Linked DNA regions of Homo sapiens: region 1 is linked to region 2. A link is a loop called in an ENCODE intact Hi-C map of the cell type or tissue named here. Cell type or tissue: mammary epithelial cell. All regions are shown on one strand. Region 1 overlaps RIPPLY3 (ripply transcriptional repressor 3). Region 2 overlaps LOC105369308 (a long non-coding RNA gene).

Region 1 (5,000 bases), 380 kb before region 2:
CTCCGTCTCAAAAAAAAAAAAAAAAAAATCAGAGTGGCAGGAAAACAGGGGGTGCAAGTGGGGAGCCATGAGGAGCCTTGTGTGGAACAAGTGAGACCCTGTGATGGGCAAAGGGCTCAAACGGTGACATATGCCTGGAATACCCACTGTTGAGTTTAGGTTTGACTCTGGATACAGGAACTGGAGATGGATTTTTGAGTCAGGGAGTCCAACTATCAGATCTGTATTTCAAGGAGAGCAGCGGCCGCAGGGAGCTGTGCACAGATGAGGCTGGTATAGAAAGGGCTTGGAGGAACCAGTCTTGAAAATTGATGGTAAAGAGCTTCTGGATGAGGGCAGGATGTGAACTCAGGCTGGGCACGGTGGCTCACTCCTGTAATGGCAGCACTTTGGGAGGCCCAAGTGGGCAGATCACTTGAGGTGAGGAGTTCAAGACCAGCCTGGCCAACACAGTGAAACCCAGTCTCTACTAACAATACCAAAAAATTTAGCTGGGCGTGGTGGCATGTGCCTGTAGTCCCAACTACTCGGGAGGCTGAGGCAGGAGAATCGCCTGAACCCGGGAAGCGGAGGTTGCAGTGAGCTGAGATTGCACCACTGCACTCCAGCCTGGCAACAGAGCGAGACTCCGTCTCAAAAATAATAATAATAATAATAATAATAATAATAATAATAATAAATAAGGAGCGGAAATGGTCTGGGGCAGTGCATCAGAAACCCCAAATCTTCAGATTCCAAAGTTCAATTGGAACCAGATGAGAAACAGGACAAAACTTACTATGGCCTGACAAGGAAGGACTTTGACACCGTGAATCTCCACGCCATTCCATCCTGCACGGACGCTGGGGCGGGTGGCGGAGGGAATGTGCACATGATATATATGAGCAAATTCGCCTGTAAGGAGCCTCTGCAGACATTACATTTTCCCTGCCATTTTTTTTTTTTTTTTTTTTTTTTTTTTTGAGACGGAGTCTTACTCTGCTCACCCAGGCTGGAGTGCAGTGGTGCGATCTCGGCTCACTGAGATTCTCCTGCCTCAGCCTCCCGAGTAGCTGGGACTACAGGCGCATGCCACCACGCCCGGCTAATTTTTTGTATTTTTAGTAGAGATGGGGTTTCACCGTGTTTCGATCTCCTGATCTCATGATCCGCCCGCCTCGGCCTCCCAAAGTGCTGGGATTACAGGCGTGAGACATCGCGCCCGGCCCCAGCCATATTTTCATAATTCACTGTGATGAGCTAAGAAAGTGATGAGGCTCTTTGAAACCAAATCTTTTCCATAAAGTTGTTCACTCTTTGGGGGATACAGGAAGCTGCTTCTTTGTTAAGCTCTGTTCGTGATTATAAAACACTCCTATTTCCTCAGGCCCTACTTTATGGCCACAAGCAATCTTGCCCTGCTAACGGCTATTTGGCGCCCTGCGATCAGACAGGGCCTAACTCGGCAGTGGCAGGTGTCAGAGAAAGAATAACTTCTGTAAATCGTCCAGTTCTAACTGGACCCTGTTAAAACATTCAGCACACCTTTATCCACTTTAAAAACCTTACCCCACAAACATATGCAGCTTTAAAAGTTTTATGCCAGGCAGGGCGCAGTGGCTCACGCCCGTAATTACCAGCACTGTGGGAGGCGGAGGCAGGAGCATCACGATCTGAGGTCAGGAGTTCGAGACCAGCCTGGCCAACATAGTGAAACCCCCGTCCCTACTACAAATACAAAAATTAGCCGGGCGTGGTGGCGCACGCTTGTAATCCCAGCTACTTGGAGGCTGAGGCAGGCGAATCGCTTGAACCTGGGAGGCAGAGGCTGCAGTGAGCTGAGATTGCAGTGAGCTGAGACTGCACCATTGCACTCCAGCCTGGGCGACAAGAGCGAAACTCCGCCTCAAAAAAAAAAAATGCCATAAATATCCTGATTGTTTTCCAAAAGGATCCTTTGTCTGCTGAGGGAAATGTCTAAATATTCACATTTTATAATGAAACACGAGAACAGAAATGTGCACAACGCAAGCACTGCGTTTAACATATGTGCGAGTGTGTTTTCCTATGAGCCTGAGGACTGACAGGTGCAGAGAGGCTTTCAGTGGGGGTCAGCCTTCTCCTCCCCGTTCGAGTCTCTGACCGGGCTAGGGCTAAGAAGTGGGAGCCTGGCAGATAGGGCAGGCCCAGAAGAACAAACAGTCCCTGATGTTTTCCAGGAAACTGCCTCCCTGACAGTGCCCGCAAGTGGCCAGGAGGGAAACGCAACAGAGATCAAGAAAGGTGCAGGTAGGGGAGGGAGATAGCTCCCTAAGTGTTGTAGGGGCATGAAGTGGGTGAGGGTGACCGTGCTGCTCAGAGTACAGGGCCTTGAGGCCTTCCCTCTGCTTGAGGGTTTTTTGGGTTTTATTTTTGTTTTTGAGACAGGGTCTCATTCTGTCTCCCACGCTGGAATGCAGTGTCCCGATCTCAGCTCACTGCAACCTCTGCCTCCCAGGTTCAAGCGATCCTCCTGCTTCAGCATCCCGAGTAGCTAGGATTACAGGCGCACACCACCACTGCCTGGCTAACTTTTGTATTTTTAGTAGAGACAGGGTTTCACCATGTTCGTGAGGTCAGTCTCGAACTCCTGACCTCAGATGATCCGACCGCCTCGGCCTCCCAAAGTGCTGAGATTACAGGGTGAGCCACGCGCCCGGCCTACTTGAGGTTTTATTCTAGTTTTGCTTTGCTTGCCGGGAGCCCTGGTACAGGTCACCAGGCGTTAGTCCTCTTCACCGCCACTCCAGCCAATGGCATTTTTGAGAAATACAGAAGAGGGCTTGGGAGCTGGGGAATTGTCCTGCTTTGTCGGGCGAGGGCGCTGTTGAGCAAGAAGCGTTCCTTCCCTGCGCTGGGCAGCTCTCGTCGGTGGACTGCAGGGAACCCAGGGCGGTGCACAGTACCAGAGCACAGACTGGCGCTGGTCGCTCTGCGCAACCAGCTGGGCTCTGCAAAGAGCGGGCTCCGGGCTAGGGGTGAGGATTGGCGGGCTCTACAGCCCCCAGGGAACAACCACTCTTCCCACACCCACATCCGTGGACAGAACTACTTCAGCGTGACAGGCTACCTGCTGATCAGCGAGAAAGTTAACGTTTAACATTTCTCTGCAAGTAAATTTTTCTCACAAACGGCCTTATCAAAACAGAAAACAAAACCCAAAACCATCTGTCTTACTTAGGGAGCGTGCTATCGTATTTTTATTCCTGCAAGAAACTGATAGGCTCCACATCCATTTCATTTAAAAGAAAACTGGATAATTGTAAACATCTATATTCTCACACAAGCACCTTTAAATTTTATGTTTAAGAACTAAGTTTGAATGCAAAAGAAGGGATTTTACATTATTTAGATATATGTATAAATAATCGGGGACTAAAAATCATCTCTTGTTAATTGATTTATCTTTTATCTGCTTCCTTCTTTGAAGTAAATTAAAATTCCCAATATTCAGATTAATTTAATAAAGTCGTGTAAATATCAAAATACGGTGAAGGTCTGTTTTCCCACAATCAAGTTTTCTTACCATATTACAAATAACTGCACGTTAGTCCATATAACACGTGTTACGTAAATTCAATACATGGTCTTTCCCAGCCTAATTCTTCAGTGTTTTAAGAGTCATCAAAAAAAAAAAAATTAAGTAAAAGTCATCAATTTATATTTTAAAATGTAACAAAGGAAAGGTAAATTCTATGAAAGCAAGTCATTACATCAGTAAGTATAAAGCAACTGAGTTACCAATGCAGAGTAACAAAAGAATGGTGGAGGTCATTAATCTTGCCCACAAAGCCCTCTGCTTGAGTGTATTTGCTCAGACAACATGAGATACCCCAGGAGTGCTTGACGGGGCTGAAAGTGCTTCAGAAAGGGCCAGACGCGGGGTGGGGGCTTTTAACGGCAACTCTGGGCACCTCAGATGGGGCTCAGTCCTATTTGCTCTGTGGCACCGGCCCAACGCTAATGGTGCTCTAAGCTTTTCTCCAAGGCAAGCGATAGTGGCAGCCTCTCCCCTCCCCTCCCGACCTGTTGCTTTGCAGAAGAAACCGCAACAGGGAGGACATTCCTTATAATTCCCATGAAACGACTACGGTTTTTTTTTTTTTTTTTTTTTTTTGAGATGAGTCTTGCTCTGTCGCCCACACTGGAGTGCAGTGGCATGATCTCGGCTCCCTGCAACCTCCGCCTCCCGGGTTCAAGCGATTCTCCTGCCTCGGCCTCCTAAGTAGCTGGGATTACAGGCGCCTGCCACCATGCCCAGCTAATTTTTATATTTTTAGTAGAGACGGGGTTTCGCCATCTTGGCCAGGCTGGTCACGAACTCCTGACTTCAGGTGATCCACCCGTCTCGGCCTCCCAAAGTGCTGAGATTACAGGCCCGAGCCACCGCGCCCAGCCTACGATTATGCTTTTATAGTGGGTATGCTTTTTTAGGAAGGAGAAGCCACCAGGAGCCCAATCTATAATGCGAGTCAGGTCTGATTAACACCTTACTCATTCAGGTTCCAACTCCCAGACCCCGAGGCGCTCCTGGGTTAGACGCCCAAGGGACGGCCCTGCGCAGAAGGCCATTCACGGTCCCTGTATTTTAAAAGACGATGCCACTTTCTGGCTGGAAGGGTTACCTACAACGCCCGCACTGAACCTTACCGGCCTTCCAGTTCTGGTCAGCTCAGCATCTCCAGGTGTCTGGATCCAAGGTCGCCACGGCGCGGGGCTGGAACGGCAAGCGCCAGGAGAGAGTGAACCCTGGGCACTTCTGCTGCCTTCAAACTATGCCATGAGAGCTATTCTTAGTTCCAGTGTCTGCCTGAAAAAGAGGCACCGGACCCCCCAGGAACTTTCCCTGGAGTTCTCAGGGCTGTGGATAAATTACTGTCATTTGTGTTTTTTCTCTCCTGCTACGTCCCCAGTTCTCTGTCTCCAGTTAAGCTTTGAGAAGGGAGGTCCCGAATCTCACACAATTATCAGGGAACCCATTA
Region 2 (5,000 bases):
ATCTTCAGCCAGGACTTGGAGGCTGTGAGGTCAGTCGGGAAGTGGATCAGGAGGCCACCCCCTTCTGTGGCACTTCTGAGATGACAACTTGTTTCACAGTTGGATGGGGGTGGGGAAGGAAAGAGCGGCCCCATTATTCCAGAACATTTTATCCACACAGGCTCAGACACCCTGTGATGAAGAGTCCAAGAACAGCCTGAGATAAGGATGTCATTCTTCTTTCACAGGCCCCACGATGGGTTTATCTTTTGGGACCAAGACATTGGGTCCCTACATGTTTTCCCCTACCCTTCTTAGGAAATAAAATATCAAACAACCCACAGTCCCGGAGCAGTTATTATTCAGATAGTTCCAACCAGAACACCCTCATGAATTCTGTCCAGTTCATGCAGCATTTTGCCTGCATTACTGGGTGAGGAAACAGCTCTCGGCCCCTTTGCTGGATGGTTTGAGAGAGGACAGGAGCATTCAGTCATCCTGGCATCCCAGATCCTCCAGGAGCTTGTTATCATTTAGGGACAGCCTGCATCTGAGAGAAGGTTTGGCAGGACTGCTGTCAGCCTGACTGCTGGCTTCTTTGAACCATCAGTTCCGGGAGAAGCAGGGGCCACTTTTCTTGTAAGTTCCTGGCGCTCAGACATAATAAGCATCAGTTAGCAGCTCTTCACCCCTCACCAATGTTAGTGCTGGCTACTGAGTCTTCAGAGCTGTGAGGGCACGGAGTTTATAATCCAGAGAAGTCACCCTGCCAGCACGTTTCCCACCTGGAATGGGAGGCAGAGGGTGGGGGAAGAAGGCAGCATTGGAAAAAACACCCACAAGTCCTGTAGACCTGATCTCCCTTTCAGGGTTAGGATGTGGCTTTTTTCAGACTTACAGGAAAAGACAGACTGTTGGCAGGTTAATCCAGATCATCAAAGGAGGGACAGGCCCAGTGGTTCACTCCTGTAATCTCAGCACTTTGGGAGGCCACGATGGGCAGATTGCTTGAGGCCAGGAGTTCAAGAACAGCCTGGGCAATATGGTAAAACCCCATATCTACAAAAAATACAGAAATTAGCCAGGCATGGTGGCATGCACCTGTAGTCCCCGCTACACGGGCGGCTGAGGTGGGGGAATCACCTGAGCCCGGGAGGTTGAGGCTGCAGGGCGCAGTGATTACACCACCATACTCCAGCGCAGGTGGAGTGAGACTCTGTCTCAAAAAAAAAAAAACAAAACACTAAAGGATAAAACCCCAAACTGGTCTGTCTATGATATAGACAGATAGGTTATTTTTATTCCAGGGTATGGTAAAAAGTGCAACTCTCCTAAGCTGCCCTTATCTGTGGCAGCAAAAAGCCAAACATTCGCCTTCTTGTTAATGGGTTTTCACAACTCAAACACTCAACGTAGGTCAATTTTGAATGTCAGGTGCTCAACCACCCCGCTTTTTTCCATCTTCTCCAAGAACTGTGATGGAGACCAAATAAGTCTTCTCAGTTCTTTGGTCAGCCTATCCTCCAAGCTGGCCCTGTATCTGCTGAGGGCTGGCTGCAGACCTGTTCTCCAACCTGAATATGTAGGCACTAAGGGTGTGGCTTCTGAACCACACTGCTCTCAAAGGATGGCTGTTGTTCATCCAAGTGGAAGGGGTGGTCTGAGAGATGTTTAGACACTGACGTGTCTCGGGCATTTCAATAGCTATGGGGGCCATACTAGCTGCAGTCCCACTTCTCAGTGGCCAGGGGTTGAAGGCAAGAGTCAGAGACTTTTCCCCCCAGCTTCCAGCAGCTCCCAGATTCTTGCCTGCAACTGAATCATATACGTGAGCGTACTGAAAAGATGTTTCCCCCATAGACAGCTGGCCCCAAACGCCAGAAATTTCCGAAAATAGAGTCATCCAGACCAGCTGCTCAGAGGCGTCAATAAATTGCAAAACAGGTTGGTAGCGGAGATGGTGTGATTCTAGCCTAATCCCTGGGAGGCTGTCACATCCCCGGACATCCGGAATCCTTCCAGGGCTGGATGGGAAAGCTGGGGTCACCTCACCTGTCTGCAGGGTTAATCCAGTCCGGTGCCACCGCCTGAAGCGGATCAGGCGCCCCCTGGTGGATGCTTTTCAATATTCCCCTTAGGAAAGGCGAGCTCATGCGACCCTAGGAATGGTTGGTTCCACAAGGTTGTAATAGGCTTCAGAAAAAGGGGAGACATTGAGATCATCTAAGACATATCTCTGGTTTCAAAGATAAGGAAAGGGGGGCCAAGAGGATAAGCTCCATCCCCATGGCTGTAGAGCTACTAAGGGCGGAGCAGGGATTAGACTCGGCCAGTCCAATGGTACCCCAGGACCATCTAACATCACAAGGGACTTGGTCTTTCTACCTCGCCATGTCTTTAACTGGAAAAATCTCAAATCGGGTGGGATGAATTGTAACCTTTTTCTAACTCCTGTGTGCAGCTGGCAATAGGTTAGCTATTTGGCGGAAACCAAATAACTAGAGGAAACTCTCATATTTTAGTGACATTTTGAAAGACTTCTGCTTTAGCAAGCTGTGTATCTCCCAGCAACTGTTTTTCTTTTAAATCAGTGACAGCTTGGAGTTTCTAACTAGGAATTTAAAAAAATATATATTCTGGAGGAGGGGTGAGTGAGAATGTATTCTTATTTTCTTTCTTTTTTTTTTTTTTTTTTGTCATCCATGCTGGAGTGCAGTGGCATGATCATAGCTCACTGCAGCCTCCAACTCCTGGCCTCAAGTGATCCTCCCATTTCAGCCTCTGGAGTGGCTGGGATCATAGGCTCATGCTACCACACCTGGCTAAGTTTCAAATTTTTTTATAGAGACACGGTCTCACTATGTTGCCCAGGCTGATCTCAAACTCCTGGGCTCAAGTCATCTTCCCGCCTCAGCCTTCCTAAGTGCTAGAATTACAGGTGAGAGCCAAGGTGCCTGGCCCAGAAACTATTTCTTACAGAAAATAGGGCTACCTGTCCCCTCATTTCCCAAGATTGAGTGGGGAAGTTGCTGCTTTCTTTCTTTCTTTTTCTTTTTCTTTTTTTTTTTTTTTTGAGATGGAGTCTCGCTCTGTCACCCAGGCTGGAGTGCAGTGGCGCGATCTCCGCTCACTGCAAGCTCTGCCTCCCGGAGTTCATGCCATTCTCCTGCCTCAGCCTCCCGAGTAGCTGGAACTGCAGGTGCCCGCTACCATGCCCGGCTAATTTTTTGTGTTTTTAGTTAGAGAAGGGGTTTCCCCGTGTTAGCCAGGATGGTCTCGATCTCCTGACCTCCTGACCACCCACCTCGGCCTTCCAAAGTGCTGGGATTACAGGCATGAGCCACCGCGCCTGGCCACTTAATCATTTTTAAGGGCATTTCTCTCCTGGCATTATGTTAAAAATTTTTTTTTTGTTGGACCATCTACTGGGCTCCCTGGGTGACAAAACGAGGGGCACCCTTGATAACGAAACGACGTCAGTTCCAATGCAGAAGCTTCTTAATCATCTTCATCTAGACGCTTCTTGTAATGACCTCAGTGAAATCAAAGGACATAACCATCAACATGAACATGTTGAAAAAACTCTAGGACCCAAATAATACAGTCCAGGACCCAAATAATACATTCCAAATAATACAGCCTTCCTTGTAGGCAAGCATCATGAAGGGATGGAACATAAATCCACTTAGGATGGAAACCATCGCAGGGCATGGTTAGCAGATGGTGGGGAAGTCTGAGCTGCACAAAGCCTTCCTCAGGAGCGTAGCTTCAGAAGCTTGACGCACATCACGTGTGGATGCTTCAAAAGCTTGCATCACAGGCTGGTCCTAGTGGATGCTCACAGGGTCATTGTCTCTCTGCTGTTTTTTGGGGACAACCCTCATTTAGGGACAGAGTGCACAGCAATTAGCCTGTTCTTAAGCACTCGGGATGCCTGAATCTTTATTGCCTATATGCATTAACTAGCGAAAGTTGCAGTTTTTATTAAACTCAGCCCTGGCAGACGCCTGTTTAGTGTGAGTTAGAAAGCCAGGCTCAACTCAGAGGATAATGCAACCCACATGTTGAATGGCGTGCTTCACTGACTTACAGAAATATCTCAGGTAGCAAGTATTTTCTTACTGCCCTGTTAGAAAAACATGCGCCCAGCTCACACTGTTTGCTTTTTGCACCCTTTGCCGTTACAAAAATATAATGGATGTGCAGAGGTAGGAGAGTAGGTGACGCCCTGGCGTGGCTTTGGGGAGTCGTGTTTGCTGGCAGAGCAGAGCAGATGCTGCGGCAATGATAATATTCCGGAATGTATTTCAGGGTGTTTGTTGTGATAGCCAGTAAATCAGCGAAGGGACGAATTGACTCTATGGTCGACTTCCCCTCAAGCAGAGAAGAGGCAAGTGGCTTTTGCTTGTTACTTTTAGTTCACCTTGAAGTCCTGGCCCATGAAGTCCAATTTCAGATGGATGCCTGCAGGAGTGAGGAGGCTCTGTGGGGCCACCTGGCACCATTGCACTTCGTTCCCTGGAGTGTCTTCTAGGATGAAACCCTGGGCACAGGATGCTGGGTAGGGGGCTGGGGCGATGTGCACGCATTCATTAAAAGGTTATTTTTCTCCCTTACAAAACAATGGCTTACTGTTCACCAACGAGGCCAGGAGGCGAGGGACCCAGGCAATTAGCGGAGGCCCCCCTGGCTCATTCAGGTGTGGAGTGTGGGAACGCCAGGCCTCTCAGCTCACAGAGCAGAAGGAAAACCAGCCAGCTTTCCTGGCAGCCCCAGACGTAAATGAATGACAGACTGAACCCTTTCCTCAACCTGTTTTTATCCTTTCTCTTACCTGCCGTAGAAGCAGGATTGGATGGGATAGGGAAGAGAATGCTGAGAAGAAAAAGAGCCCCAGGGTTATTTGAAGATGTTCGTGATCTGGTGAAACGAATTTCACTGCACTTTTCTTTTGACAAGTCTAAAAGATTTATAATATTTTAAATATATTTTCAATCTGATCAGAAAAACAAACTGAAATG

Evidence for each region. Peaks named below come from ENCODE experiments on the same cell type or tissue, not always from the same donor. Only the 100,000 strongest peaks of a DNase experiment are listed, where the experiment ranks them.
Region 1: a loop joins it to region 2, with 6 times the contacts of the local background. A loop is called at or near these places in 6 of 110 quality-filtered maps.

What each region holds. Positions count from the first base shown.
Region 1 is chr21:37,007,892-37,012,891 of GRCh38, reverse strand. It overlaps RIPPLY3 (ripply transcriptional repressor 3), which reads right to left. Exons shown (of 4, transcript NM_018962.3): 2 at 4,669-4,735. Among named protein-coding and RNA genes, the nearest start is that of RIPPLY3, 3.7 kb to the right of the region's middle. RefSeq lists an enhancer at 2,739-2,798. In mammary epithelial cell, a CTCF peak has its summit at 2,841; a DNase peak (open chromatin) is centred at 2,841; H3K4me3 peaks cover 257 bases.
Region 2 is chr21:36,628,003-36,633,002 of GRCh38, reverse strand. LOC105369308 (a long non-coding RNA gene) reads left to right here. Exons shown (of 3, transcript NR_188246.1): 3 at 1-322. Among named protein-coding and RNA genes, the nearest start is that of SIM2, 69 kb to the left of the region's middle. In mammary epithelial cell, a CTCF peak has its summit at 2,096 (motif pointing left); no DNase peak of the experiment used is centred here.